Regions from separate parts of the Homo sapiens genome. Here region 2 is linked to region 1. Evidence: read pairs that join two places in POLR2A ChIA-PET (ENCODE). Cell type or tissue: MCF 10A. All regions are shown on one strand. Each heading gives the region's core, and the rest is flanking DNA. Links, peaks and the distances in the headings are about the cores only.

Region 1 (15,534 bases), core at 4,366-12,365:
TTCCCACCTCAGCCTTCCGTGTAGCTGTGACTACAGGTGCATGCCACCATGCCTGGCTGATTTTGGTAATTTTTGTAGAGACAGGGTTTTCCCATGTTGCCCAGGCTGGTCTCAAACTCCTGGGCCCAAGTGATCCGTCTTCCTCGGCCTCCTGAAGTCCTGGGACTACAGGCGTAAGCCGCCCCTAGCCTCAGGGCAGTATTTCATTTGATCTTCAATATGTTCCCCTGGAATTGAGAGGATGAGGGATGCACCTAAAGTCGAAGATGTGCTAAGAGGTAAAGCTCTGCATCCAAGGCAGGACTGCTGCACTCCCCACCTGCTACAACCACCTGTCTGGGACCGTAGGAAAGTTTGGGAGGAGCCTCCAGGGAGTGTCCCTAGGTCAGTGAAGATTTTTGCTTGAGTTTGTTTTTCATTCATGATTTTCTGAGCACCTACCCTGAGCCAGGCTCTGAAAAGAGTGTGGGGAATATAGCTGCTGTCCTTGCTTGGGGTGGCTCACACAGGCAGTGAGGGAACTGGGAGTTTTCATGGAGGCCTGGGCTGGTCTAGGGGTGAAGGGGTTCAGGAAGGGTTTCTCTGAGGAAGTGACACCATTAATTCATTGATTCATTGATTCATTCAACAAGTAGTCTTGACCGGACACCTCACTGCCAGTGTGCTGGGTTGTATACTGTGCATGTCACCAGGCCCCTGTCCCCCTAGAACCTCCAGACATTGGAGACCTAATGAAAAATAGTTGCTAGCCCAAGGGAAGCTGCATCGGAGAAAGGGATGACGGGCATTCCTCATAGAGGGTTTGGCCTATGCAAAGATGGATCAAGCTATATCGGGAGGGTCTTGAACCTCCTCTGAGGGCTCAGAACAAGGCTGTGAGGGACAGAGGTTACATTAAGACTCAAAGCATCTTAGCTTCTGGGGCCACTGACTTAGTTGTTTGCCACAGAGAATTGACCCATTTCCTCTCCAGAGCAGTAGACGGTAGGTTCCCAAGGGTGCCTCCAGATCCAATGTTCTGAGTCCACAATGCACAAGGTATTGGAAGTAAATTTGGGGTGGAGTGTGTGTGTGCCCAAAATGCCCGTGGAGGGAGGTCTCCCTGTTAGGGCACCTGGGAACCTGGAAAAACAGGCTGTGGATGTTCTCTCAGCCCCAGCTCCAGCAGCTCAGCTGTGAATGGGAAGAGCTCAGCGTCCTCAACTGTGGAATCAGCATGGGATGCTGGCAGGAAATCAGCCCTGGGGCTGAGGGGGTATCTGGGTGGCCAGCCCACCTGGCCATGGTAAGAAACTGTCAGCCCCATGGCCCAGCTGCCGTGGACTTGGCACCACAGCTTCTCCCTCCTCCTGCAGCCAGCCCAAAGCAGGACCACAGTGATCCAGAAGAATGACTCAGGCTTGCCCCTCACTCTAAAACCACACCTGTGTCGGCTGGGCCAGGTGGCTTATACCTGTAATGCCAGCACTTTGGGAGGCCAAGACAGGTGGATCATTTGAGGTCAGGAGTTTGAGACCATCCTGGCCAACCTGGTGAAACCTCATCTCTACTAAAAACACAAAAAATTAGCCAGGTGTGGGGATGCACACCTGTAATCCCAGCTACAGGGACTAAAGGGAGGTTGAGGCAGGAGAATTGCTTGAACCCGGGAGGCAGAGGTTGCAGTGAGCCAAGATCATGCCACTGCACTCCAGCCTGGGAGACAGCGCAAGAGTCTGTCTTTAAAAAAAACAAAAATAAAAACAAACAAAATAAATAAATAAAACCTCACCTGTGAACCTAACCCAGCTGATAAATGTAGGGCAGGGGGATTCAGGGTACATGTTGGTCTGTTCTTTAGAAATATAGTGCAAGTCACATTTGAAATTCTAGTAGCCCCATTTTTAAAAAGTGAAAAACAGGGCCAGGTATGGTGGCTAATGCCTGTAATCCCAGCACTTTGGAAGGCCGAGGCAGGAGGATTGCTTGAACCCAGGAGTTCGAGACCAGCCTAGACAACATGGCAAGACCCCATCTCTACAAAAAAAAAAATTTTAATTGGCTGGGCATGGTGGCGCACACTTTTAGTCCTAGGTACTCGGGTGGCTGAGGTGGGAGGATTGCTTGAGCTTGGGAGGTTGAGGCTGCAGTGAGCCATGATAGCACCACTACACTATAGCCTGGGCGACAGAGTGAGACTCTGTTTCAAAAAACAAACAAACAAAAACAGATATAGGGAATTTTAATAATATATTTTATTTAACCCATTACATCCAAATGTCTTTAAACATGTAATCAATGTAAAATAACTATTAATGAGAGATTTTGCATTCTTTTCACAATCCAGGGTGTATTTTACACTTACAGCACATCTCAATTCAGACTAGCCACATTTCAAGTGCTCAAAGCCACATGTGGCTAGTAGCTACCCTGTTGGGCAGCAGAGCCCTAGAGACCCTCAGCCTTCCCTTGAGTTGCCCAGGAGTCATCCAGGCTCCTATGGAGTGAGAGACAGATAGCCATGAGGAACCCCTGACCCCCTTCCCCAAGGGAAGGCAGGAGGTTGAGGACCACCAGGCCTGGCCCTGCATTCCCAGCCCTGGTCCCTCTGGGATCCTCTCTGCACCAGCCTACATGGCTGCTTGAGGGTGGGAGTCTCACATTTGATTAGCACTCCTAGGCTTCTCCCCTGGAGTTGGCTATCCCTGCCCGCTGAGAGCCCCTGAGTGTGGGACTGGAGGAGGATGGCACTGACCTGGTCGCAGCTCCCTCATGGTGGGCCAGTCCTCTTGCCACCAGGACTCACAGCTGATGGCATAGGGATCTGATGGGAGGCTGGGGGTGGTCTTGGGGACTACCTTTGTTTTTGTTTTTGTTTTTTTGAGACGGAGTCTCACTCTGTTGGCCAGCCTGGAGTGCAGTGGCGCGATCCCTCCTCACTACAACCTCTGCCTCCCGGGATCAAGCGATTCTCCTGCCTCAGCCTCCCAAGTAGCTGGGACTACAGGCACTCGCCACCACGTCTGGCTCATTTTTTGTATTTTTAGTAGAAACGGGGTCTCACCAGGCTGCCCAGGCTGGTCTCGATTTCCTGACCTCGTGATCTGTCTGACTCGGCCTCCCAAAGTGCTGGGATTACAGGTGTGAACCACTGCGCCCAGCCTAGGGAACCACCTTTCATTCATGCAGATATTGAGATATTGATTCAGCACTCACTGAGAATCTGCTGCAGGGCCCTGAGGACACTGTGGGGACAACACGCCCCTTCCAGAGACCAGGCCAAAGTGGGAGACAGACTTTAAGTAGATAATCACAAATCAGTGTGCAGTGACACACTGAGACTGTGCTGCTAGTGAGAGAGTATTAATCTGTGGGGTGAGGAAAGTCTCCATTGCCCTCTCTGAATTCCCTTAGTCGCTCCAAACTCCTGCAAGATAGGGTCTGGGGCGCCCCCTGCTGCCCGCTAGGCCCTAGCCCTGGCAACTCCCACCGCGGGTGGCAAGGCCCACAGGGCCAGGGCCAACCCCTCATTTCCAGGTTGCAGAGCTCCAGCCTCCCCCTCCTCTGTCCCTGCTGAGGCTCCTGCACTCCAGCACCTCCTGCTGCATGCCCCCTTGCCAGCCAGGGCAGAGTAGAGTCTTCTCTATCAGGCTTCAGTGACAGGGTGGTTGTTAAGGGACGAGGCGCCTCTTGGGAGAATAAACTATTGGCTGAGGTCCGCTGGGTGCCCAGTCCCGGGTTGGATGGGTGGCTAAGGAGACCCAGACCCTGCCAAAGAAAGGAAGGAAGTTCACAGCAGAGTGGAGAGAGAGAGAGCACTTGGTCCTTCTAGAGCTGGCCTCAGTCCTCCTTGCAGCCTCCGACTGTGTTCAGAGCGGCCAGAGGAGGCAGCAAAGGCATCTTTTCTTGGCGATGAAAGCTTCAGGACTCACATAGGCACCTCTGGCCCATGCTGGAAATGCAGGTAGCTCCAAGTGGCCTCGCAACTACCCTGTCTCAAAAAAAAAAAAAAAAAAAAAAAAAAAAAAAAAGAAAAGAAAATTAAAATAAAAATAATGAATAAAAAAGAGGAGGGCCGGGCGCGGTGGCTCACACCTGTAATCCCAGCACTTTGGGAGGCCGAGGCAAGCGGATCACAAGGTCAAGAGTTTGAGACCAGCCTGGCCAACATGGTGAAACCCCGTCTCCACTAAAAATACAAAAATCAGCCAGGCATGGTGGCGGGCACCTGTAATCCCAGCTACTCAGGAGGCTGAGGCAGGAGAATCCCTTGAACCCAGGAAGCAGAGGTTGCAGTGAGCCGAGATGGTGCCATCACACTCCAGCCTGGGTGACAGAGCAAGACTCCATCTGAAAAAAAAAGGAGATTGGCCAGGAGTGGTGGCTCATGTCTGTAATACCAGTGCTTTAGGAAGCTGAATTGGGAAGATCGCTTGAGCCCATGAGTTCAGGCCCAGCCTGAGCAACATAGTGAGACCTCATCTCTACTGCAAAAAAAAAAAAAAAAAAAAAAAAAAAAAAAAAAGAGACAGGGTCTCACTCTTTGAGATAGGGTCTCACTCTGCTGCCTAGGCTAGAGCACAGTGGTGCAATCACAGCTCACTGTAGCCTTCAACTCCTGGGCTCAAGTGATCCTCCCACCTCAGCCCTTGGTCTCTCAAAGCTCTGGGATTACAGGCATGAACCACCATACCTGTCTGAAGAAAATTTTTTTAGAGAGATAATAAAATATGGACTTCAAGGCAGCCTTTTGAGTTCAGATGGACTCCCTGCCAAGAGTCAAAGGGAGGGAAGAAAGGATGGGGTTTCAGTCAAGCAGGTGGCTTAAGGGCAAGCTCATCGTAGCAGAGTATTGCTTGGCCCCCAGTACTCCAAGCCAGGCCTGAGCTCAGAAGCATCCGCACCAGCCCATTCTGAGGAAACATGGGTAGGGATACAGGGTCCCCATTTGCTGGCTGGAGAGATTTTCAGTGGGTAGGAGGGAGGCTGTCAGATTTAGCAAATAAAAATATAGGGCATGTAGTTACATTCAAATTTCAGAGAGTAGTTCCTCAGTACATTTTCCAAATATTGCATCCTGTATTTTCCCTGGCATTCCTAGTGGGAAGCCTCAGGTCCCTCTTTCCACTGTGTTCCAGGCAGGGGGCTGAGGCAGGAGCATGGTTTTCCATGTTTTATACACTGTGGCAAATCCTAAACTATCCCAACAACCCCAACATGATGACACCTACAGTGTGAGAACAATGGAAAATGGGCTGCAGCCAGTGACCCAGGACACAGCTGGGCCTGTCTTAACTCAGCCACAGCCTCCCTTATACCTGACATTCCAATCCAATGCTGAACAGAAGCTCCGTAGTGTCCTTGAAGGACCTCTGCTCCCCAGAGCTCACAAGCCCATTTATTTGCTGTCTCAGCTCAACATCTAAAGAGTTCAGATTGGTGGGAGCACTGTTCACAATAGCCAAGAGGTAGGAGCAACCTAAATATCCATTGACAGATGAATGGATAAAGAAAATGTATACACATACAATGGAATATTATTCAGCCTTAAAAAAGAAGGAAATCCTGTCCTGTGCTACAGCATGGATCAACCTGCAGGAAATTATGCTAAGCAAAATAAGCCAGTCAAAAAAAGTCAAATGCTGTATGATTCCACTTATAGGAGGTACTTAGAGTAGTCAAAATCATAGAGCAGAAAGTAGAAAGGTAGTTGCCAGGGGCTGGGGGGAGGAGGAAGAGAATTGATTAGGAGGCACAGAGTCAGGACGGGAGGGTGGTTCCAGGGCTCTGCTGCCCATCAATGGCATGTGGTTGACAATATTGTACTTTACACTTGGAAATTGTTGGGAGGGTGAATTTATTTTTTTATTTTTGAGACAGGGTCTCACTCTGTCACCCAGGCTGGAGTACAGTGGCACGATCTTGGTTTGCTGCAACCTCTGCATGCCCCCAGGCTCAAGTGCTCCTCCCACCTCAGCCTCCCGAATAGCTAGGACCACAGGCACACACTATCATGACCAGCTGTTTTTGTTGTGTTTTGTTTTGTTTTGTTTTCTCTAGTAGAGCCAGGGTCTCGCCAAGTTGCTCAAGCTGGTCTCAAACCTCTGAGCTCGAGGAATCTCAAAGTGCTGGATTACACGTACCTAGCCCGGGAGAGTGAATTTTGTGTTTTTGGGGTTTTTGTTTGTTTGTTTTGCTGCAGTTTAAGAAAAAAATGATACTGTAGAAAAAAAAAAAAACCTGCTACATGTAATACCACCCAACTGCTTTGTTGCAACAAACATAATGTAAAGCAAAAGAAACCATTTTATTTTACTTCTGGGGAATTTTTTTTTTTAAGATAGTTTCACTCTGTCACCCAGGCTAGAGTGCAGTGGCACGATCTTGGCTCACTGTAACCTCCACCTCCTGGGTTCAAGCAATTCTTGTGCCTCAGCCCCTCAAGTAGCTGGCATTATGGCACTCACAACGAGCTAATTTTTGTATTTTTAGTAGAGACAGGGTTTCGCCACATTGGCCAGGCTGGTCTCAAACTCTGGCCTCAAGTGATCCGCCTGCCTCAGCCTCCCAAAGTGCTGGGATTACAGGCGTGAGCCACCGTGCCCGGCCATCAGAAGAAACCATTTTAAAACAGTTTTTTTTTAAAAAGAGTTCATGTTGGGCCTCTGCTTTTCCTAGAGCACCATCCGTGACTCCCCTAAGTCCCCCAACTCAAACTCAAACTCAAAGCTCTTTTGAAATTATAATCACCTCCCTTCCCTAAAAGGCTTTTTGCACACTGCTCTAGGAAATTACGGCTGACCCAGGAGCGAGAAGTCTTCTCTCTGCCACTGACTTGATGGACCCAGCTACTTGGGAGATACTTCTGCATCTGTACAATGGGAGAAGAGGTTGGGGGATATCTGTGACCTCTGAAGTCCATCTCCTGTGGGGAGGGGCTGTGGTCAGAGGGCAAGGGAAAGCTTTCCAGTGTTACCGGATGGAAGGTCTTGACTGTGAGTTGTCCAGGTTCTTACGCACTGAACGAAGAATTGAACAAAACACACAAAGAAACAAAAGAACAAAGCAACGAAAGAAGCAATGAAGGTGATTTACTGAAGTGGAAGTACACTCCACAGAGTGGGAGCAGGCTCGAGCAAGCAGCTCCAGAGCCCCATTGCAATGTTCTTTAGGGTTCTTATTAAACTAAAAGAATTTGGTGGCTGGTGGATTAGAGCTCACGCCTGTAATCCCAGCACTTTGGGAGACCCAGGCGGGTGGATCACTTGAGGCCAGGAGTTCGAGACCAGCCTGGCCAACATGGTAAAACCCAGTCTCTACTAAAAAAAAAAAAAAGAGAGAGAGAAAGAAAGAAAGAAAAAATTAGTTGAGCATGGTGGTGTGCCTGTGGTCCCAGTTACTCTGGAGGCTGAGATGGGAGGATTGCTTGAACCCAGGAGGCAGAGTTTGCAGTGAGTGGAGATCAAGCCACTGCAATCCAGCCTGGGTGATAGGACAAGATTCTGTCTCAAAAACAAAAAAAGAATTTGGTAACACTCCTAGGTACCCTTTAAAGGCCTCCAGTTGGTTATACCCTATGACAGATTGGCCAGCAACTAATCAGAGGCTGAAGTGGATACTTGGCCCGTGGTCAATCAGAGGCTGAAGTGGAAATTTCTGTCTTGTTATCACAGGAGTGAGGATGTGGCCTGTATGCTGCCTAATCTTGCCTAGAAGTGGCTGCACCTGCTGTTCTTTTGCTTATGCCTTGATCCTTGGTGACCCTAATTCCCTATTCTCCTATCTCACCAGGGCCCTTTAACTTGAGGCCAGCTGGGTGAGGTGGGGCTAGCTGGCAGATGGGGCTGGGTGAGCCTCCATACACAACTTGGGCAGAGGAGAGAAGGAAGAAGCTTTATCCACTCAGCTTGTCACCTTTGCACCATCAGAACACCATTGTGGCGGCTGACTCATCTGTCACCAGGTGAGTGTGCCATTAGGAGCACAGGATTAGTCATGGGCGTGGTCATGGGGTGAGATGCCAGGTCGGGCTGGGATAGTGACACGGTGAAGCATGGAGCAGGGCCTAGAGGCACTGGAAGAGAAGAGGAGGCATCCCTCCTCAGGCTTGGAAGGGGGCCTAGGCCTCCCTGATAGGGATGGAGGCCTCTGTCTTTGGGATAATGCTCAAGTGGGTTGCCTCGGGTCTAGAGGTTTGTATTTAGTGGGTGGTCCCCCTTATTCTTCCCTCCATTCTCAAACTCCTGACTTTAGGTGATCCGCCCACCTCAGCCTCCCAAAGTGCTGGGATTACAGGCATGAGCCACTGCTCCCGGCCACTTCCCTCCATTCTCAATGAACATTAAGCAACATGTGGCCATTCAAGTCTAGAGAATTTATCCATGAATCCACCACGAAAGAGGAAGCTGCTAGAAATGGAATTTTGTTGTCCTTGGGGTAATGGAAAATTATTGACCTGCATTCTGGCCCTTAGTTTCCTCATTTGTTAATAAGGATGAGAGCTCCTGCTGGGCCCACCATGCAGGGTGGCTGAGAGGCTCAAAGAGGACATGGGTATGAAGTGGACAAAATGAGGAGCCACAAAAGGTGTTAGAGGAGGGCAGGACACAGTGGTACAGGAGAGCACTCACAGACTTGCTGACTGACCAGAGGCAAGGAGGCCAGAGGGATTTGTTTACCAACTCTCACTTCCCGGATTCTGAGCCGGTAAACCCTGTTTGTTTACAAGTTTTCACGGGCCTCCCTAAGCCCAACGGTGGTCTGGGGTCAGTTCCACTCTAGGGACTGGCCCGGTGCAGCCCCTAGATGGGGGCTGGTTGCAAACAGCTGATGGTCAGAGAAGCCGCTTCAGTCACATATCTGACAGTCAGCTGCCTGGGCCAAAAAACCACACAGCTCCCCAGCCTTGTGGGTTACTCAGGCCCCTTGTCAGCTCTGTGATCATCCTTCACACCTGAAAGCTTGTAACCCGAGAGGCTAGAGGTAGTTGAATAGGACATCCCTCCTGTGCCCTCACCTCACCCCTTTTGCAAAAAAGGAACATTCCATTGCTAGGGATTGAATGTTGTGATTAACATGAAACTCAGAAGAACAGCCAAGGGTTTGTAGAAGCCAAGGAGGAAAAGTGACTCAGCAAAATAAACTTTCACCTGTGGGTACTCTGAACTGCTATTTTGGGACTCTGGGAGCCTGCCTGGTTCTAGTGCCTGTTGCTTGGTATCAAAGCATTGCTCCCTAAATGCCAGCTGGAATATTCATGCCCATTCCTTACTGAAGTAGCATCCTAGGAGGCTTGGGAGGGAGGTCTGATGGATGGGCCTTATCTCTGCCACATCCAGGTAAGAGTCACAAGTGAAGCCTGGGCAACCTGGCAAAACCCCATCTCCACAAAAAGATACAAAATTAGCTGGGTGTGGTGGTGGGCATCTGTAGTCCCAGCTACTCAGGAAGCTGAGGTGGGAGGATAGTCTGAGTCCAGGAGGCTGCAGTGAGCTGTGATCATACCACTGTACCCCAGCCTGGGTGGCAGAGTGAGACCCTGTCCCAAAAAAAAAGAGTCTCAAGTGAGCCAATGTCACAGGAGAAGTAGACATGCCCCCGTAGAGGCATCGGGGATCAGAGGGGACTCTCAAGAAGAGAGTAAATCTTAGGGATTCCTCTCCCCTCCAGGAATACTTCCATCCAGTCAAGAAAGGGCATGGGATTGGCACTAACTTGCCCCGTCAATTTTAACTCCTTCATGGCCCTCATCTGAAAAGCCTCATGTGGTTTGTAGGACCTCTGAGTTTGGGGAGAGTGTGAGAGCTCATTTCATCCAATCACTATCCCATGGAGTTCCCCTCTCTAGGAGAGACTGTTTGAATTCCAACAACAGCCCATCATTTGAAAGGCAACCCACAGCTGTGTTAAAAAGGTCTCTCTTAAATTCAATTGTAATGTCTCTTTGACACCTGACATTTCTATTCACAGGTCCTCTTGAGTCCTGGAGTCATAGATGAAGTCCAATTCACTTTCACTGGGCAGTCTTTGGACTATTTCATGACAGTTAAGCTACTCTGCCCACTTGATTTTTCAAGTTCAGTACTTTCCTAGGGGATTAAAACACAGGGTATTCTCCCTTCTTCATCCATTACACTTCTGCTTAATGGATGAAACCACCATACTGCTCCACTGTTCAGGCAAAGACAGTCCCAGGTCAGAGGTTTTTTTGTTTTGCTTTATGTTTTTTTGAGACAGGGTCTTGCTTTGTTGCCCAGGCTGGAGTGAACTGGCATGACCATGGCTCACTGCAGCCTCTACCTCTCAGGCTCAAGTAATCCTCCTGCCTCAGCCTTCTCAGTAGCTGGGACCACAGGTATGCATCACTATGCCCAGCTTTTTTTTTTTTTTTTGGTAGAGATGAAGTCTTGCTATGTTGCCCAGGCTGGTCTTGAACTTCTGGCTTCAAGTGCTCCCCCAAATTTGGCCTCCCAAAGTGCTGGGGTTACATGTGTGAGCCACTGCACCCAGCCTTCTTCTTTTTCTTTCTTTTTTTTTTTTTTAAGACGGAGTCTTGCTCTGTCACCCAGGCTGGAGAGCAATGGCGTGATCTCAGCTCACTGCAACTTCCGCTTCCCAGGTTCAAGCCATTCTCCTGCCTCAGCCTCCCAAGTAGCTGGGACTACAGGCATGTGACACCATGCCCAGCTAATTTTTGTATTTTAGTAGAGACGGGGTCTCACCATGTTGGCCAGGCTGGTGTTGAACTCCTCACCTCAAGTGATCCACCCGCCTCAGCCTCCCAGAGTGCTGGGATTACAGGTGTGAGCCACTGTGCCTGGCCGCCTTCTTTTTTTTTTTTTTTTTTTTTTTTTTTTGAGACTGATCTCACTCTGTTGTCCAGGCTGGAGTGCAGTGGTGCAATCATAACTCACCACAGCCTTGACCTCATGGACTCGAGCGATCCTGCTGCCTCAGCCTCGCAAAGTGCTGGGAATACAGGCATGAACCACTGCACCTGGCGGAGGTCAGAGTGTCAGAGAAGTGTCAGAGAGGGGAGGGGTGCTGTCTCGGCTCCCCGCTCCTAGCTCTCTACAGTGAGTCCCCATCTCCACCCCCAGGGCCCAGCCAGGCTTTTTGTGCGTAGGCAGCAGTGCCTGCTGTTTCAACAGCTTCATCTTGTGTTTAATCTTCCCCATCATCAGTACCACACATTTTGGTACACATGCTCAACAGTCATTTTGGCATTTTGAGGACACATGTCTGTCCAGATGGTCTCAACTTCAAATAGTCTATCCTGATCTGATGGCCCCATAAGCAGACTATCCTGGGGGATCACTGGCTTCTACCTTGGCTTGGAAAACATGGCCATATGTCATAAAATTGTTGGTGTTGGAATTGGTGTTAGATAGTTCAGGCCTCATGCTCTGTGGTCTTACCCTCCACTCTCGCCTCCTTCTAGGACACTCTCCACGTGACACCTCTTCAGGCACTGAGCTCTACCAGCTCCCAAGTCATTGTGTGCTCTTTCCTGCCTCCACACCTTTGTCTTTGCTGGTCTCTCTGCTTGGAATATCCCCTCTTGCCCCTTCTCCACTAAACCAGTTTGTACTCCGAGATTCAGCTCTGGTGCCCCCTTTCTATAAACCTCCTCCATAATGTGTGGAAGCCTTCTCCTTTTGCCTTCCATTCTGTCTTGGGCAGATCTCTGCACATTTTCTTTATGCCATGCCAGCCACCAGCAGGCAGGTGTTCAGGAAGTGCCTGCTGAGTGGCTGACTAAAAGGCAGGCAGACAGAAAGTGAGACCAAGCACCCAAGCCAGAATCTAACACTTCAGCACAATTGGTTAAGTCCCTGGTGATAACCAATCATTTCCCTTATGTAAGGTTTTGTGTGTGTGAGAGAAAGAGAGAAAAGAGACAATCTTGTGAGTAGGGACCTTGCCCCTTATTTTGTCCAGCCCAGCACTGTCATAAGGAGTGGGCAAAAAGGCCACCCAGTCCCAGGTCATCAGAAGGGTCAAGATATCACTTTTCCAAGGAGGAAGGCAGATTGAGTAAATCCAAGAGGGGCTCCACTGCCACCCGAGTGCCAGAGGATTCAAGGGACTCATGATTCTGAGCCTGGCCCTAAATAGAAGTTGGGGTGGGAAAAAAACTCAGCGTGTTCTCTAAATAGCTTCATGCCCTTGCCATCTGCTGCCAGGCAGTCAGGAAAGAAATCATTACATGGTTTCCTTCAGTAACTGTAAGAGTTGTGTTCTCATACAATGGAGCCCCCAGTCACAAACAAGCTCCCACCTACTTTTCCTCTCTGGGACCCAGAACGGGGCTAGAACTCACCTATTCTGTCCATCACCCAAAGAGGGGCTCCTGGACTCTCAGTTCTCAAAACTGAAGTCCCTGGAATGGAAGAAAGTCAACTTGCTTCTCTCCAGACTGCAATCAATCTGGTTTGGTTTCTGATTAGTAAATCAGGAGGTGGACCTAGTGACTTCAACTCAAACCCAGGGGCTTGGAGAGAACCCCAAGAATGGTGCTGTTACTTTGTAATGTTTACCATCTCTCCAGCTTCTGAGATGTTACTAATCGCATATGAAACAAGACTACAATACCATCAACTTTCGCATTAAATTCCTTTTTTTTTTTTTTTTAAGACAGAGTCTCACTCTGTCACCCAGGCTGGAGTGCAGTGGCGCGATCTCGGCTCACTGCAAGCTCCGCCTCCTGGGTTCACGCCATTCTCCTGTCTCAGCCTCCCGAGTAGCTGGGACTACAGGCGCCCGCCACTATGCCCGGTTAATTTTTTTGTATTTTTAGTAGAGACAGGGTTTCACCGTGTTAGCCAGGATGGTCTCGATCTCCTGACCTTGTGATCCGCCCGCCTCGGCCTCCCAAAGTGCTGGGATTACAGGCGTGAGCCACCGCACCCAGCCTAAATTCCTTTTAATTCAAAAAACCAGGGAACAGGCTGGGCATGGTGGCTCACGCCTGTAATCCCAGCACTCTGGGAGGCTGAGGCAGGTGGATCGCTTGAGATCAGAAGTTCGAGACCAGCTTGGCCAACATAGTGAAACCCCAACTCTACTAAAAAAAAAAAAAAAAAAATTCAAAAATTAGCCGGTTGTGGTGGTGCACGCCTGTAGTCCCAGCTACTTGGGAGGCTGAGGCACAAGAATTGCTTGGGCCCAGGATGCAGCAAGCCAAGGTTGCACCACTGCACTCCAGCCTAGGTGACAGAGCAAGACTGTCTCAAAAAATGAATAAATAAGTTCCTTTTAGCTCAAGAAACCAGGGAATAGGTAGGGCACAGTGGCTCACACCTGTAATCCCAGCACTCTGGGAGGCCAAGGCAGGTAGATCACTTAAGTCAGGAGTTCAAGACCAGCCTGGCCAACAGGGCAAAACCCCATCTCTACTAAAAATACAAAAATTAGCCAGGCATGGTGGTGTACACCTATAGTCTCAGCTACTCAGGAGGTTGAGGCAGGAAGATCACTTGAGCCTGGGAAGCAGAGGTGCGGGGAGTCAAGATCCCACCACTACACCACAGCCTGGGCGACAGAGTGAGACTCTGTATCAAAAAAACAAAAACAACGTACACACACACACACAAACCAGGGAACAAAAATCTCCGTTTTATGCCCCCTCCCCCCATCCCCCAACAAGTGCTTCTCTCTCTTTCATCCTTACCTAACCTCCAGTGATCTTTCACCATGACATCCATATGACATGCTTCATGCAAAGTTTTTTGACTAAAGGAATCTGTTACCCATTATCCCAAACCTCTTCAATACAATCAAGCAAAAAAACTATTCAGTTTCTTTTTATAACATTATCAGCTTGTTTGTAGTAGTATATTGCCATCACTGAAGTCTCAGTGACTTTAATACACATCTTAGGCCAGATGCCATGGCTCATACTGTAATTCTAGCACTTTGGGAGGCCAAGGCAGGAGGACTGCTTGGGGCTAGGAGTTTGAAACCAGTCTGGGCAACATAGCGAGACCCTGTCTCAACAACAAAAAAAATAAAAATATTAACCAGATGTGGTGTGTGTGCCTGCAGTCCCAGCTATTTAGGAGGTTGAGGTGGGCTGATCCCTTTACTCCAGGAGGTTGAGGCCACAGTTAGCTATGATTGCAGCTATGATTGCAGCTGCAGTCCAGCCTGGGTGACAGAGAGTCTGTCTTGGAAAAAAAAAAAAAAATCTCAAATTGTTCTCCATATTGCCCCCAGAATAAAAATCCACATTCCAAGGCAAGGCTTAATTTGTTTACTAAGTAGAAGCAAGAAAAGTGTTGAGCCTTAATGTCTAATTTTAAATAAATTAAGAGGCTTTATAAACATAGGTCTTGACTTTTGTCAATTAACTAAACCCCCAGTTGAACCCTGTATAAGGGACTCTGCAGAAATAGAGCCTATTTTAGGATCTTTGTTTTAGAATCTTTGTTTTTAATCAACAGGCTACTAAACTTTTGTCCCCACCTTTCAATTAGGAGGATGGTGGTCACCACCCAGAGGGCTTCATTTCCATTGTTTCCTAGGAATTTTCCCTATTCCCAACAAAGTGCCTTTCAACTCTGCTGGGAGCTGTGACACCTACATTACTTGTACACTATTAGTTACAAATGTTGGATAGTCTAGTTGATACAAACATCAGATAGTCTAGTTGAAATTATGTGTGTATCTAAATTCAATAAAATGAGCTAAATTAACTGGACCTTATTTTCTTTATTCTTTTTTTTTTTTTTTTTTTTTTTGAGAGAGGGTCTCACTCTGTCTCCCAGGGTGGAGTGCAATGGCACAATCACCATTCACTGTGGCCTTGACCTCCCTGGGTTCAAGTGATCCTCCCAACTCAGCCTCTGGAGTAGCTAAGACTACAGGTACATGTTACCATGCCCAGCTAATTTTTGTGTTCTTTGTAGAGACGAGATCTTGCTATGTTGCCCAGGCTGGTCTCAAACTCTTGGGCTCAAGCAAGGATCCGCCTGCCTTGGCTTCCCAAAAGTGCTGGGATCACAGATGTGAGCCACTATGCCCAGAGATTTTTTTTTTTTTTTTTTTTTTTTTTTTTTTTTTTTTTTGAGACAGAGTTTCTCTCTGTCACCCAGGCTGGAGTGCAGTGGCGTGATCTTGGCTCACTGCAACCTCTGCCCCCGGGGTTCAAGTGATTCTCCTGCCTCAGCCTCCCAAGTAGCTGGGATTACAGGCGTGGGCCACCACACCTGGCTAATTTTTGTATTTTTAGTAGAGATGGGGTTTCACCATGTTGGTCAGGCTGGTCTCAAACTCCTGACTTCAGGTGATCCACCTGCCTTAGCCTCCCAAAGTGCTGGGATTACAGGTGTGAGCCACTGTGCCTGGACCCACAAATTTTTTTTAAGCATTGGTCCCTTCAGTGCATTCACTATTTCTATCTACTTGTTAGTTTCTTTTTTCTTTTTTTTTTTGAGACGGGGTCTCACTGTGTTGCCCAGGCTGGAGTGCAGTGGCACAATCACGGCTTACTGCAGCCTCGAACTCCTGGGCTCAAGCAGTCCTCCCACCTCAGCTTCTGAATAGGACTACAGG
Region 2 (15,534 bases), core at 4,082-12,081, 340 kb before region 1:
ATCAATTGACGCTTCCCCCAGCCATGGATGAGAGAGCCTCTGGATCCATATCCTCTGGTATTGATGTTTCCATGGTTTGGGATCTATGTTGTCAAGTTGCTTTCCAGGTGGTTAGATCAGTTTGCCTCTCCTCCAGCAATGCAGGAGAATGCCCATTGCCCCAAACTCCTTCCAACACTGGGAATCTTTAAAAGATTTTTGACCATTTCATAGGAGAAAGATAACATCTCCCTGCTGTTTAACTTTGTGGTAAGGTACTGACTGTTTCAGAAGCTGAGCGAGAAGGGATTTGGTTCAGAGAATCGTTCCCAGTCTGATAATTTCAGTGATATTTCTGGAACTGATTACCCAGTGGCTCAGATGCTTTCCCATGTCCTGAAAGAGGTGACACTGTTGGAAGGAGGGAGTGAGGGGGGCCAGGATGGGAAACAAGCCCAATCACCACAGTGCAAGCTTGTCTTCTGGTCCCAGCCCCTGCCAATGTCAGATCACTTTTTCTCCTAATGAAATAGGCATTATCTCCCCCTACTCCCCACCCGAGAAAAGCCAGTATAATTCTACCCTTTGTTATTTGAATTGATAAATTTAAACCTCCTTCCCTCTCTGCAGTAAAAGAACTTTCTATTTTGGGCTCGGTGACATAGCCAACACCAAGCAGAGAGCAGCAGGCTGCAGCATGAGTTAATAGTTTTTCTTCAAGGGAGAGCGAATCCATAAGCAAACAGAAGGCCCTTCCAAACTGTGTCGTCTGCATAGCAACATGCAGCCCATTCGCCTGTCTTTATGCTGACGAATATATTTCTGAAAGGCTGAAAATTGAATACTACCTAATCTTCAGAGGAAGCTGGTGCATTAATTCTGAATTAATCAGGTTTCTTAATTCCAATCAATTTCCCTCCTCCCCACCCTGTGTACCTAACACTGGAATAGGTACTGTCAGGGAAGGGAATTCTGTTTTCAAGTGGATTTCTAGTCACCAAAGATTTAAGGAGTGCCCAAAACATTTTTCCTAAGAATATGACTTTCTCTGCTAGTCTGTTTCCATGCATGAAATCCCCCATATTGGGGTAGAATCCTGGGTCTTACAAGCCCCCAGGCATGCATAGAGGCATGTTCAGTTTTTCTTATGGGAAGTTTTCAATACTCACAAAAGTAGAGATAATAATATAATAAACACCCATTACCTATTGCTTGGCCTCAACGATTAACAATATATGGCAGTCTTGTTTTATCTATACCCCACCCCTCCCTCACCATCATTTTAAAGCAAATTTTAAAGCAAATCATGGTTATCTTCATATTTAAATACTATAAATTCTATAACAAATAAGGACTTTTTTCAATAACCACTATGTCACATATAAAACAATTAAAAATAATTCCTAATATCAACTGGTATCCAGCCAGAAATCAATTTGCCCTGACTTTCCTAAATGTCATTCTGTAATAGTTTATTCTAATCAGAAGCAAAACAATGTCATTTGTATTTGTTATATCTCTTATGTCTTTTTTAGTTTATAACATACATATGTGTGTGTGTATATATATGTGGGCATGTATATATGTGTATGTGTATTATTTTTCTTGTTGTTTTGTTTTTGTTTTTTGAGACAGGATCTCTCCCTGTTGCCCAAGCTAAAGTATAGTGGCACAATTATAGCTCACTGTAGCCTCAAATTCCTGGGCTCAAGCGATCCTCCCACCTCGGCTTCTCTAGTAGCTGGGACTACAGGCACATACTCCCATGCCCAGGTATTTTTTATTTTATTTTTTTCTGGAGACAGGATCTTACTGTGTTGTCCAGGCTGGCCTTGAACTCTTGATTTCAAGTGATCCTCCCACCTTGGCCTCCCAAAGTTCTAGAGATTACAGGCCTGAACCACTGTGCCCAGCCTTAATTTATAACAATTCTTCCTTTTTTTTTTATAGCCCTACTTTTTGGTGTTGTTGAAGATAATGGGTCTTTTAGTTATTATTGCTGTGTAACAAGCCACCCCAAACTTAGTGGCATAAAATAACAACCCATTTATTGTGTTTACAGAGTCTATGGGTCAGGAATTCAGAAAGGACCCAGTTGGGGATGGCTTCTCTCAGCTCCAAGCTGTCTAGGGACTCAGCTGGGAAGATTCAGCCTGAGGATGACTTCACAACTGGGAGCTAGAAGCAGCTGAAGTCTTGTTTACTCACGTGTCAGTGGCTGGGCCTGACGCATTCAAAAACTAGGACTGCTGACCACAGCGCCTACACATGGCCTCTCTCTGTGCCTTGGCTTTCTCACAGAATGGCAAGTTAAACTTCTTACATAGCAGCTTAGGTCTACAAATGCAAGTGTTCCAGCCACAAGGTGGATGCTGTATCACTTTCCTTTTTGAGATGGAGTCTTACTCTGTCACTCGGGCTGGAGTGCAGTGGCACCATCTCGGCTCACTGCAACCTCCGCCTCCCAGGTTCAAGTGATTCTTCTGCCTCAGCCTCCCGAGTAGCTGGGATTATAGGCATGCACCACCACGCCCAGCTAATTTTTTGTATTTTTAGTAGAGACAGGGTTTCACCATGTTGGCCAGGCTGGTCTCGAACTCCTGACCTCAGGTGATCCACCCACCTCGACCTCCCAAAGTGCTGGGATTACAGGTGTGAGCCACCGTGCCTGGCTGCTGTATCACTTTTTATAACCTAACCTCAGAAATCACAGAGTGTTAGTTTTGCTGTCTTCTGTTGGGTACAAGTCACAAGCTTCCCCAGACTCAAAGAGAGTGGAATCAGACTCTACCTTTAGAGTAGCAAAGTTCCAAAAGAGCACGTAGGGTGGGCAATATTATTGCCCCCATTGGAGATTAGGACCATCAGTTGAGCCTGCCTTTCCTCCACCAGCCAGGAAAGATGTTGCAAACAATGGAAGCCTGGTGGAAGAGAGAAAGGGTGGAGTTTGTTTGCAGGGCCATATCCTACAGTTGTACATACTGTGCCATGAACAGCCAAGGAGACGAGCTGAGATGAATCCAGCTCTACTTGCCACACCTGTGCCTTACTGTGGGACTGCATCTCCAGGATGAAGAAGCACCTTTTCTAATATGCATAGATACCATATAGGCAAGAGGAGTCCTCACATGGATGGTAAAAGGTCATTTAACCTAACTTGAAATTATTGGGTATCTATGGAACACATGCTACTTTAGAGAATACTAGGGCTTGTTTCAGCTTAAGAGGCACACACAAGTAGGCCAAGAAATATCTTAGAGTATCTCAAAAATGATGCTGGGTTGACTCAAATGTTGTTTTAAAATTGTGTAACTTTTTTTTTTTTTTTTTTTTGAGACAGAGTCTTGCTCTGTTGCCCAGGCTGGAGTGCAGTGGCATGATCTTGGCTCACTGCAACCTCCGCCTCCCAGGTTCAAGCGATTCTCCTGTCTCAGCCTCCCAAGTAGCTGGGACTACAGGTGCCTGCCATCACACCCAGCTAATTTTTGTATTTTTAGTAGAGTTGGGGTTTCAACTTTTTGGTCAGACTGGTCTCCAACTCCTGACCTCAGGTGATCCACCTGCCTCGGCCTCCCAATGTGCTGGGATTACAGGCGTAAGCCACCACGCCTGGCCCTAAAATGGTGTAATTTTTAGCACCAGGTACTTTTTATTTATTTATTTTGTTTTAGAGTTAGGGTCTCACTCCGTCACCCAGGCTGGTGTGTAGTGGCACAATCATAGCTCACTGCAGCCTTGAACTCCTGGGCTCGACTGCTCCTCCCACCTCAGGCTCCCAAGTGGCGAGGACTACAGGTGTGTGCCACCATGCCAGGCTAATTTTAAAATTTTTGTAGTGACATTGTGTTACCCAGGCTGGTCTTGAACTCCTGGGCTCAAGCAATCCTCCTTCCTCAGCCTCCCAAAGTGCTGGGATTACAGGCTTGAGCCACCATGCCTGGCTCCACCAGGTACTTTTTGATTGCATTGGTCTAGAATGTTCTAGACCTATCTTTGAAGAAGCTGAGGCACTGTATCTCAATGCCTGAGGGACTAGCCCTATCCACATATTGCCAGCCTTGGCTCGATGCAAAAAGTGGGCACAGGATTTCTAGGAAACCAGCCCAAACAGAATTAGGGGTTTTCTTTTATTCTTTGTGGTGCTTATTCCTCATTAACATAGCTTTTGCATTTTAGTTAGATCCCCAAGAAAGTACATGGTTTCATTTCTGTTTATGGGCATCAGGAAACTTTAAAAAACTACAGATAAAACGAGGTAACTTTCAAATATTTTAAAGAGCTGGAAAAGCCAGCACAGTGGCGTTCAGCTAGTAGTGCTAGCTACTGAGGAGGCTGAAACGGGGGGATCACTTGAGCCCAGGAGTTTGAGACTGTAGTGTGCAATGATTGTGCCTGTGAATAGCCACTGCATTCGAGCTTGGGCAACATAGTGAGACCTGTGTCTCTTAAAAAAAAAAAAAAAGAGCAAGATAGCAAAAGAGCAAGACAGCATCATATATCCCTGAGTTTGATAAAGGTCAGCGTGTTATAAGACAGCTCACAGAATCCAGGTGTAAATTTCTGTCAATAAGATTATTAAAAAGCTATGATCATGCTGTTAAAGCCATGCTAGTGGTCAACAGCTGGGTCGAGGAAAACGTCAAATGGCAAGGCCCAGAGCACTTAAGAAAAAAAAGAAATTATTAGGGCTCAGGTATAGAGTATTAAGTTAATCGCACTTTTCAGTTCATGGCTCATTATACTATGATCAGTCCATCCAAAGCCCCTTACTTTTCTTTTATTTTTTTTTTTAGACGGAGTTTTGCTTTTGTCGCCAAGGCTGGAGTGCAATGGTGCAAATATATACATATATATATATATATATATATATATATATATATTTTTTTTTTTTTTGGTTTGTATGTATGCATTCATGTGAAGTGTTGTCATGCCCAGGGTCAGGTTCTGGTCCATGCTGAGGTCCGAAGGCAGTGGGTGGATGGGTGGCAGATAGCTGAAAGAACACTCAGAGGGCTGCAGGCAGATGAAGTATGGTTTTATTCAGCGGCTCTCTTACACCGTCTGTCTCTGTCTTGGCTGCTTGCTCTGGCTCTGCGGCTCCTGCCGCTCCCACACACAGCTGCACAGCCAGCTCTCCCTATGGGGTCAGCAGCTTAACTCTTTCTCTCTCTGGGCACAAGTCAAGCCGAGCCCTGGCTCCCCTCTGTCCATCTACTAGATGGAGAGCTTTGGCTCTCTCTCTTTCTCTGGGTGTGTGCTGTATGCACAGTGTCAGCAAGGCAGTTGTACCTTATACGAACAATAGTGGCTCCGAGCTAGGTGATGAGCCTTCCCATGTTATGGCTACATAACTGTGATTATATTACAAATGGAGTTATGCACCGGCATGCCAATCCCACTGAGTCATGCAGGATGTTTACCTTGGTCTATCCTTGACCAAAGCACATCCATGTACCTTACAAGTGTGTTGTTTGGTTTGCATGTATTTTAATTTACATTAGTATTATTGTGTTATATATCTCATTCTGTCTTCCTTTTTTTCACTTCTCACTTTGTTTTTAAGACCTATGTATGTTAGGCCAGGCATGGTGGCTCATGCCTGTAATCCCAGCACTTTGGGAGGCTAAGGCAGCAGGATCACTTGAGCTCAGGAGTTGAAGACCAGCCTGGGCAACATGGTGAGACCCTGTCTCTACAAAAAATATAAAAGTTTGCCAGGCATGTGGTGCTTGCCTGTAGTCCCAACTACTTGGGAGGCTGAAGTGGGAGGACCAGGAAGTCGAAGCTGCAGTGAGCTGAGATCATGTCACTGCACTCCAGCCTGGGCAACAGAGTGAGATCCTGTCTTAACAAAACAAAAACAAAAACAAAAACAAACCCTATACATCTTGCTATGTAAACATCTAGTCCATGATTCTGACTGCTGCAGAGTACTCCATAGTGTGCACCCGCCACATTTGTCCTCTCTGCTTCCCCAGTACTGGGCACCCCCAAGTGCCTCCAACTTCCCACCACCAAGACAATGCTACCATAAGCAGCCACATGTGTGATTCATTTTGGGCCCATGTGGGAATCTTTAGGCAGTCTCTTGCTTATATGGTGTATTTATGTGCCTCAGAAAAGGCACCTTTTCAGCCAGGCATGGTGGCTCACACCTATAATCCCAGCACTTTGGGAGGCCGAGGTGGGTGGATCACAAGGTCAGGAGTTCGAGACCAGCCTGGCCAACATAGCGAAACCCCATCTCTACTAAAAAAAAAAATAATACAAAAATTAGCCGGGCATGGTGGTGTGCGCCTGTAGTCCCAGCTACTAGGGAGGCTGAGGCAGGAGAATCACTTGAACCCAGGAGGCGGAGGTTGCAGTGAGCCAAGATCGTGCCACTGCACTCCAGCTTGGGCAACTGAGCGAGACTTCTTCTCAAAAAAAAAAAAAAAAAAGGCACCTTTTCCTCCTGAAGGATGCAGCCCCAACAGTAAAGCTGAAGGTTCAGCAATGTGGAGCTCAGGTTGGGTTTCAGCTCCTACTCACTCCCTCAGGTGGAGCCTAGTTGAGGATATAGTCTGTAAAACTGTGGGACGTGGCCCCGCAAACAAACATCCCCTCATTCTCACTTCCACCAGGTTTCTGTTTGCAACATCTGTCCTGGTTGGTATAGGAAAGGGGAGGGTGTCAATTGACACAGAAATCTCATCATAGAATATGCGTATACTTAATTTGACCGATCAGTGCCATATTGCAAGAGCACTTTATACATGGGCAGACAACACAGTTTATGTGCGTTCCACAGGAACTGGAAAGTCAGGTATGGCTGCAGCACACTGGTGGTAGAGCAGATGTGCCTGCCTGAGGCCAAGGTACTGCACTCGCCCACTTTGTCTTGGAGATGACAGAGAAACATCTTTTCCCTTAACACTACTGTCTTCTCATGTGTAGAACACAAGCAATGTGACTGGCCTCATATACCCAGGTCAGCAGCTCTGAGTGGCTCTGCCACAAGTGGTGGAGCTCTGGTCCTGAGCCATCCTGCGTTTGCCCTTTGGTGAGCAACCTGTGCCAGACACAAATAGAGACTGACAGTTCCCACTGAAGGACACCAGGACAGGCATAGATTCAGCCATCCAGGACAGTTCTATTAAACTGGTAAGGTTTAAAACTCATCAGAAATTCTTAGAATTCTTGAATTGATCTGAATTCCATTCAGATACATTTAAGCTCTCTTAAAACAACCATGTATGGAGGTAAATGAAGCACCTAAATTATAAAGAGAGCTGTTACTCATTTTCATGCTGATGTTTTCTCATGTCAAATGAGGATAATCACAATGATAACTTCTATAAGAAGACAGAAGACACAATTCATGATGTTTTCGGAAGGAATCAATGAATTTTTCAGGTGATTTCTGAAAGAGGATCCCAGAAATCAAACAATGACTATCTTTCTTGTGCTCATGAACTTAGAATTACACCTCAGGACTTACAATAAGCCTGGGTAACAGCCCATTACGCAAGGATGTGAATCACTCTGAATACCACAGCTATGACCATTATTATGGGCAATTATAAGTAAGCAAGGAGGTGGGCTTTGTAAAACAGTATGAAGGAACAGAGGGAGAAAGGTATACACCAGTATGTGCATAAACAAACAATCAGAATCCAGAAGATATTTACTACCAAGGGGACCTAAACATAAAAACCATAATATAAGCTCGGCATGCAGAAAGATGAGCACAGGTTAAAACCTGGAGACGGCTGCTATGTGACAGGACAGACACAGGGATTCACAAATGGCCTGGATGGTTCCCCTAAGACAAAGACATCCACCATCCAGTGGTGCCTGACCTATCCTTTTTGAAGGGCTCAGCATGGCTTTATTCCCTTCTATCCCTTGCCCCAGAAATGCATCACCCCCTCAGGGTCCTAGAGCCTACCTGTTCCTGCAGTGTCTCTTGGTTAGATCCCCGTCCCTATATCCTCAGAGTCATTAACTAACTCACATCTTTGGGCTCTTGATGTTCCATTTAAAAAGGTCAGCATTGGCTTCTACTCCATGTGAATCCAGAGTCAGCATCTTTCCCTGCTGTGTCAGCCCAGGCCCTGCTCTTTTATCTTGAAGAATCGGCTCCTGTAGCTCATTGCAAGGTCTCATTTTGAGTTTGGATTCTCAGGCTACCTTTACCATCCTCCCTTCGACTTGATTCAAAGTCTAAAGTGTGCCATGTTTGTTTATTTGTGTATTTATTTATTGGATTTAAAATATCTTTCTCCTGAGAGGCTCAAAGCTCATAAAAATTTTTCAAGGAGCAGCTACTTAATAATGATTAAGAAGTTATGCTACCATATGACTAATCCAGAAATAGGCCCAAATTAAGGCAAGGAAGATTTGAGTTGGCTCCTGAGGAAGTATTTGACAAAAGAGGAAACACAAGGTTGGACTAGGCTATGGGCACAGGACTTGATGGGAACTTCATCTCATCCTGGAGTTCTTCAAGGAGACAGAGCCGGGGATCTCACATAGGCTATACTCGAGGATTGCCTGCCTGCAAGCAGGGAAAAGCCAGGGCTCCTTTTATATCGGGGAAAACTTCAGAAGGGTGGCTAGGTGTTATACTTTCAAGCTATAATTCTGTATTCTTAATGATTGAAAAGCACCTATTTCTAGAGTAATAATTAGGACTGAGAGCCTGCCTAGGATTCCAAGAGCTCAAATGACGGGACATGTCTGTCCTTCTGGGCCCTGGAGTGTGGGCCTGTTCACTGCTCATCTTCTTTTTTCTTTTTTTTGAGATGGAGTCTCCCTGTGTCACTCAGGCTGGAACGCAGTGGTGCGATCTCGGCTCACTGCAACCTCTGCCTCCCGGGTTCAAGTGATTCTCCTGCCTCAGCCTCCTGAGTAGCTGGGACTACAGATGCGTGCCACCACACCTGGCGAATTTTTTGTATTTTTAGTAGAGATGAGGTTTCACCGTGTTAGCCAGGATGGTCTCAGTCTCCTGACCTCATGATCTGCCTGCCTCAGTCTCCCAAAGTTCTGGGATTACAAGCATGAGCCACTGCACCCAGCCTCTTAGCCACTTTTATAGGGCCAAGGGAAGTGGAATCTTAAGTGCTAATGTCCATTTAGTTGAAAAAAACTTCCAAATAATCAAATCTTACCTGTTATATCCAAGCCACACTTGCCAGTTATCCATTCCCAACTACTATACAAGGTTTCTACTAAAGAAAACTTTCCAGAAGTATTGAACAATGCAAACAGAGAAGATCTGACATTTCTTTTTTTTTTTTTTTGAGATGGAGTTTCGCTCTTGTTGCCCAGGCTGGAGTGCAATGGCGTGATCTCGGCTCACTGCAACCTCTGCCTCCCAGGTTCAAGCGATTCTCCTGCCTCAGCCTCCTGAGTAGCTGAGATTACAGGCATGCATCACCATGCCTGGCTAATTTTTGCATTATAGTAGAGACGGGGTTTCTCCATGTTGGTCAGGCTGGTCTCGAACTCCCGACCTCAGGTGATCCTCCCACCTCGGCCTCCCAAAGTGTTGGAATTATAGGCGTGAGCCACCACGCCCGGCCATGAAGATCTGACATCTCTAGAATTCCCACAAGCTGCTCAGACTGCGCAGGTGAATGGGCCAGCCCCAACAACCAGCAGTGCTCCATCCCTTCTCAGCTGGGGCCTGAGAACACGTGAGTGAGAAAGTTTCGCCCTGTTGCCTCAGCCGAAAGCTAGGGAATCCTAGCTCACATATCAGGTTCCTTAAGCAATGATGAATCTTCTTCACTTCCTCCTTTATTTCCTTACCAAGAGAGTAGTTCCCAGTTTCAGTGTGGAGGCCAGAAAGGACAAGATGACATCACCCTTCCCCCACAGCAATTGGCTCGGTCATTTTAGCAGGTTGCTTAAGAGATAAGTCACCCTCTCTACACTTCTTTTTGAAAGCCAAAACTAGAGATTATAGTTCTCAATATAGGGCAGCTGTTAACCTATCCCTTGATTCCTATCAGCCTAAGATCCTCAAAATAGGCCCCCAAGGAATGTCTCTAGGACTTGGGTGGAGGCAGAGAGTTGTCTCATATACTGAACTGTTGAGGAGACCTGGCTTCTAGTCTGAGCCTCGGTGCATAACTATGACCTTGAGCAAGTTCCTGCACACTCAGAGCCTTTGGATCACCTTTAAAATAATGCTATGATCTTTCTCAACAATAACATTTTCTTTCTTTTTTAATTTTACTTATGTATTTATTTATTTTTTTGATACAGAGTCTCACTCTGTCGTGCAGGCTGGAGTGCAGTGGTGCAATCTTGGCTCACTGCAACCTCCGCTTCCTGGGTTCAAGCGATTATCCTGCCTCAGCCTCCCGAGTAGCTCGGATTACAGGTGTGTGCCACCACACTCGGTTAATTTTTGTATTATTAGTAGAGACAGGGTTTCACCATGTTGATAATGCTGGTCTCGAGCTCCTGACCTCAAACGATCCACCCACCTCAGCCTCCCAAAGTGCTGAGATTACAGGTGTGAGCCACCACACCGAGCCTAAAATTTCTTATAGAGATGTGAGGGTGGTCTCACTATGTTGCCCAGGTTGATCCTGAACTCCTGGCCTCAAGCAATACTCCCACCTAGGCCTCCCAAAGCATTGGGATTACAGATGTGAGCCACCACACTCGGCCAACAATAAAATTTTCTACAACTCTATGCTAAAAGAGGAAAATGGGCTACAGCTGCTTCAGAAGACTTATGGTGGCAAGTTCACCTACTCAGAAGACGCACACCAATAAGAGACAGACCAACAATGGTGGACACAGCCACCTGAGGATAGGTCCATGGTCCCCACCACTTGGGAATAACTGGGTCACTGGAAAACATGGCTGCCATCCCCAACCCTGTTTCTCTCCTATTTCTCTCCTCTCACTTCTCTACCCTGAGACTAGATTATTTCTATTTTACAGGAAGAAAAAGTGTGATACATTCTCCCGAGCTTCAGAGGGAATCACTGTCGGTGACTGAATTGAACTCAGATGTTTCTGACACATAAACCAACATTTACATAATCACTATCCCTTTGCCAGCCTTTTGAAAAATGTTGACTTACACTGTTTGATCTCATATCTTGTCTTTAACAATTTATTTTCTCATACTTGAGACATCATAGTACTTACAGCCATAGGGTGAGGGGCCAGTTAAATAGAAAGTCCTGCCGCAATGAGGTTACTAATCTAATGAAAGGGAAGTCAGAGGTAAAAAAGCTCTAAGAACACAGATAAAAGGCACAGACAAATGCATCCACAACTAATCACAGCTGTACAGAGTTAGTGCAGGCTTGGAGACAGTAGGTGGATTGAATAGTGTACTATTTATTAAGAAGAGAAATTACTGGCCAGGTGCAGTGGCTCATGCCTGTAATTCCAGCACTTTGGGAGGCCAAGGCGGGCGGATCACCTGAGGTCAGGAGTTCAAGACCAACCTGGCCAACATGGTGAAACCCCGTCTCTAGTAAAAATACAAAAAAATTAGCTGGGTGTGGTGGCACGTGCCTGTAAACCCAGCTACTCGGGAGGCTGAAGCAGGAGAACAGCTTGAACCAGGGAGTCTGAAGTTGCAGTGAGCAGAGATTGCACCACTGCACTCCAGCCTGGCAACACAGCGAGACTCCGTCTCCAAAAAAAAAAAAAAAGAAAGAAAGAAGAGAAATTATTGGGCATGCACATATTTCAAGAAACAATTCATTAGTATTTCACCCCCAAATCTAAACATTGCTAATTCTGTTCTATACCTAAACAGTGATCATTTTTAAGTTATTTATAATTTCAAACATAGACAACAGCAGACCTTTTGTAAAGCCAATAATTATTCACTAATTTTTAAATTATTTATTCATTTATTTATTTTTTGAGATGGACTCTCACTCTGTCACCCAGGCTGGAGTGCAGTGGCACAATCTTGCCTCACTGCAATCTCCGCCTCCCGGGTTCAAGCGATTCTCCTGCCCCAGCCTCCCAAGTAGCTAGGATTACAGGTGCCTGCCACCACGCCTAGCTAATTTTTTGTACTTTTAGTAGAAATGGGGTTTCACCATGTTGGCCAGGCTGGTCTTTAACTCCTGACCTCGTGATCCACCTGCTTCGGCCTCCCAGTGTGTTGGGATTACAGGCGTGAGCCACTGCACCCAGCCATTCACTAATTTATATAGTGAATAGTATAGTAATCCCCCATGTACCCATTATCCAGCTTCAACAATCATCAACTCATGGCCATTATTATTTTGTCTGCACTCCAACTGACTTCCTCCATCCTGTGTTGTTTTGAAGCAAATCTCAGGCATCGTAATTTCAACTTTAAATCTTTAATATTTATCTCTAAAAGATAAAAACTCATTTTAATGAAATCACTCCAATACTTAAAATTAATAATCCTATAATATCCAGATGATGTTTTAGGCAGCAAATGAAAAACGTTGGCCACTGGAGAGATGTGAAGTACTGTCACTCTCACAGGCTCTGCAGTTAAATGGGACATGTTTCTAGCTTCGCTGAGAAGACCCCATAAAGTGGGTGATGAGATTTCACAGCAAACCTAATTTTTTATTCTTTGTTTATTCTGCAACCTCTGCCTCCCGCGTTCAAGTGGGAAATCATGAGAATGAACTCTCCATGAAAGGAAGATTAGAGAACCTGCTTCCTCACGAACGACTCAAAGGTTCCCCTCTGGAGAAGTAGAGATTCCATGTCATGAGCCAATGCCATGGTGTCACACGTTGTGTCAGAGCTACACACATAGCTCAGGAATGTGAGTGAGCACAGTGGACAAGGGAAGTACTTGTACATCCAGAGCACAGTCCAGAAGCAACAGTCTATGGGAGTTTCCCCAGGCCTGATGCTGCTGGTTTCTGTTTTGTTGGAAATATTTTAAGAATTTGACTTTTTTATTTATAGGTTTATTTCACCTATTTAGTGCCATTCACAAAGGTTAGAAGAAAACATGGAGTCATGTAAAAAAAGGTTTTTTGTTGTCGTTTTGTTTTTATAGATTTAGGGGTACAAGTGTTGTTATGTTACATGGATATAGTGCATAGCGGCGAAGTCTGGGTTATTTCATGTAACCATCACCTGAATAGTGCACATCAGGCTCATTAAGTAATTTTTCATCCCTTACTCCCCTCTCACCCTTCTAAGTTTCAAAAAACAGTTTTAGTTATAAGGGATATATGGAAATTTGCCATATTCCTTTGTAACAATTGATTGTCAATGTTCCTTTAAAGAATGTTATATAGGCTGGGCATGGTGGCTCACACCTGTAATCCCAGCACTCTGGGAGGCTGAGGCAGGAGGATCACCTGAGGCCAGGAGTTTGAGACCAGCCTAGCCAACGTGGCGAAACCCCGTCTCTACTAAAAAATGCAAAACTTAGCTGGGCGTGGTGGCATGTGCCTGTAATCCCAGCTACTTGGGAGGCTGAGGCTGAAGAATCACTTGAACCTGGGAGGCAGAGGTTGCAGTGAGCCGAGATCGCACCACTGGATTCCAGCCTGGATGACAGAGCAAGACTCCATCTCAAATAAATAAATAAATAGTAAAGAATGTTATATAAACAGAGGTCAATTTATGCAGTTCCTAAAGATTCATGGGCAAAAAATTTTATAAACCAAATCTTATTTTAAAAGCTTTAATATAGATCACATAAAAAAATAAGAATTATTCCCTAATTTATGTTGTTTGGAGTCTAGGTTTTTGAACATAGCTTTTTTTTTTTTTTCCTTAAAATGAAACAATCTCAACTAGGCTTGCAGGATTACATATTCCTGGGGCTATGCATGCCTTTTCACTCCTGCGCCACTACTGCAATAGCCACCCAACTGGTTTTTATGCTTCTCATCCCGCCCCTTCATACTGAGTTGTCTTCCTAAAGTACATATCTAGTCCTGCCACTTCACTAATAGGCATTTAATGTTTCCATCACCTTCCAAAAATCTCCCAGTTCCTTAGCATAGCATGCAAGGTTCTCTGTGACCTGTCCCTGACTTACCAAACAACTTTATTTCCCTCTGCTCTGCACCCTCCATATACTCCATCCTCCAGCCATATCACTAGTAAATGCTTTTAGAACATAGTCCATATTTTTCCAAACACTGAACCACTGAATTCATTTCTAGAACTAGGGCCAGTATAGCGCAGTGTTTAAGAGCTACCCTAGGCCAGGCGCGGTGGCTCACACCTGTAATCCCAACACTTTGGGAGCCGAGGCAGGTGGATCACCTGAGGTCGGGAGTTCGAGTCCAGCCTGACTATCATGAAGAAACCCCATCTCTACTAAAAATACAAAATTAGCCAGGCATGGTGGCGCATGCGTGTAATCCCAGCCACTCAGGAAGCTGAGGCAGGAGAATCGCTTGAACCCAGGAGGCAGAGGCTGCAGTGAGCAGAGATTGTGCCATTGCACTCCAGCCTGGGCAACACGAGCGAAACTATCTCAAAAAAAGAGAACTACCCTTTATTTCAGACTGGGTAGAATCCTGGCTCTGTCACTTACCAGCTGTGTGACTTTGAGAAAATCACTTAATTTGCCTGAGCCACAAGTTTCTTCAGCTCTAAAATAGGATGATGAGGCTGAGCACATTGGCTCATGCCTGTAATCCCAGCACTTTGGGAGGCCGAGGCAGGAAGACTGCTTGAGCCCTGGAGTTCAAGACCAGCCTGGGCAACATAGCAAGACCACCCATCTCTAATTTATTAAATTTTATGGAAAACTAAATAAATAAAATGGGATAAGGGTATATTTCTCATGGAGTTGCTGGGAGGATTCAGTTGGATTAGGCATGTCAAATGCTTAGCACAATGCCTGGCACAGTTCAATATATGATAACTCTTATCCTCTAAATTTCAATCTGTTAAGGTCCAGCTATTTGTCAAGACCTAGCTTAGCTGATACCACCCTGTGAAGCCTTTCCAGTTCCTCCAGCTGAAAGTCATCTCTTCTCCTCTGGGATCCCACAGCTCATGCACCGTCTCTTTCTCATCCCTAACTACTTTCTTGTACTCTAATTATTTATATGCACATCTTTTCTGCTCTGCTTTAATGAATCCCTGCTACGTGCTAAGTGCCATAAGTTCCATGGGGGAATAAAAGATGAAGAAAACTTGGTTCCTTGCTGTACAACTGTTCACATTCTAGTTAGCAAACAGGGCAATTCAAATACAATTCACCAATGTTTGTTGAATAAAGTTGAGGCTCATGATCATCCTTATAGGTTTCTGTTCCTCTGAGGTTCTCTTTTACAGAAGAATCTCAAAGTGTAAGCTAGATTTTAGGCCCAGGACCATTTCCCTACTATTAAGCAGAATTTATCTCTTGAGGGCAAATACAGTGAAATATAATTTAACATAGCTGAGTTTAGTGTACTATCAAGGGAAAAGTAATATTAGCGATGTCAGAGTCAAGTGATACCATTGTACTATGACTTCCTGTGCTCCCAAAGCTTTTGCCAAAATAAATACACAGTATTGGACCTAAAATATTGCATAGGGCTATGAATCACTTCTAGCCTCCTTTTTCTGAGAAGG

Evidence for each region. Peaks named below come from ENCODE experiments on the same cell type or tissue, not always from the same donor. Only the 100,000 strongest peaks of a DNase experiment are listed, where the experiment ranks them.
Region 2: POLR2A ChIA-PET joins it to region 1 with 5 read pairs; 2 of 35 experiments call an interaction of 5 or more read pairs at or near these places.

What each region holds. Positions count from the first base shown.
Region 1 is chr5:134,583,528-134,599,061 of GRCh38, forward strand. No RefSeq gene overlaps it. Among named protein-coding and RNA genes, the nearest start is that of SAR1B, 42 kb to the right of the region's middle. RefSeq lists enhancers at 8,012-8,071, 8,892-9,485, 10,952-11,091, 11,567-11,636. In MCF 10A, for the core only: no CTCF peak of the experiment used is centred there; a DNase peak (open chromatin) is centred at 8,994.
Region 2 is chr5:134,240,122-134,255,655 of GRCh38, forward strand. No RefSeq gene overlaps it. Among named protein-coding and RNA genes, the nearest start is that of PPP2CA-DT, 21 kb to the left of the region's middle. RefSeq lists an enhancer at 588-637. In MCF 10A, for the core only: no CTCF peak of the experiment used is centred there; DNase peaks (open chromatin) are centred at 5,320, 7,490 and 9,800.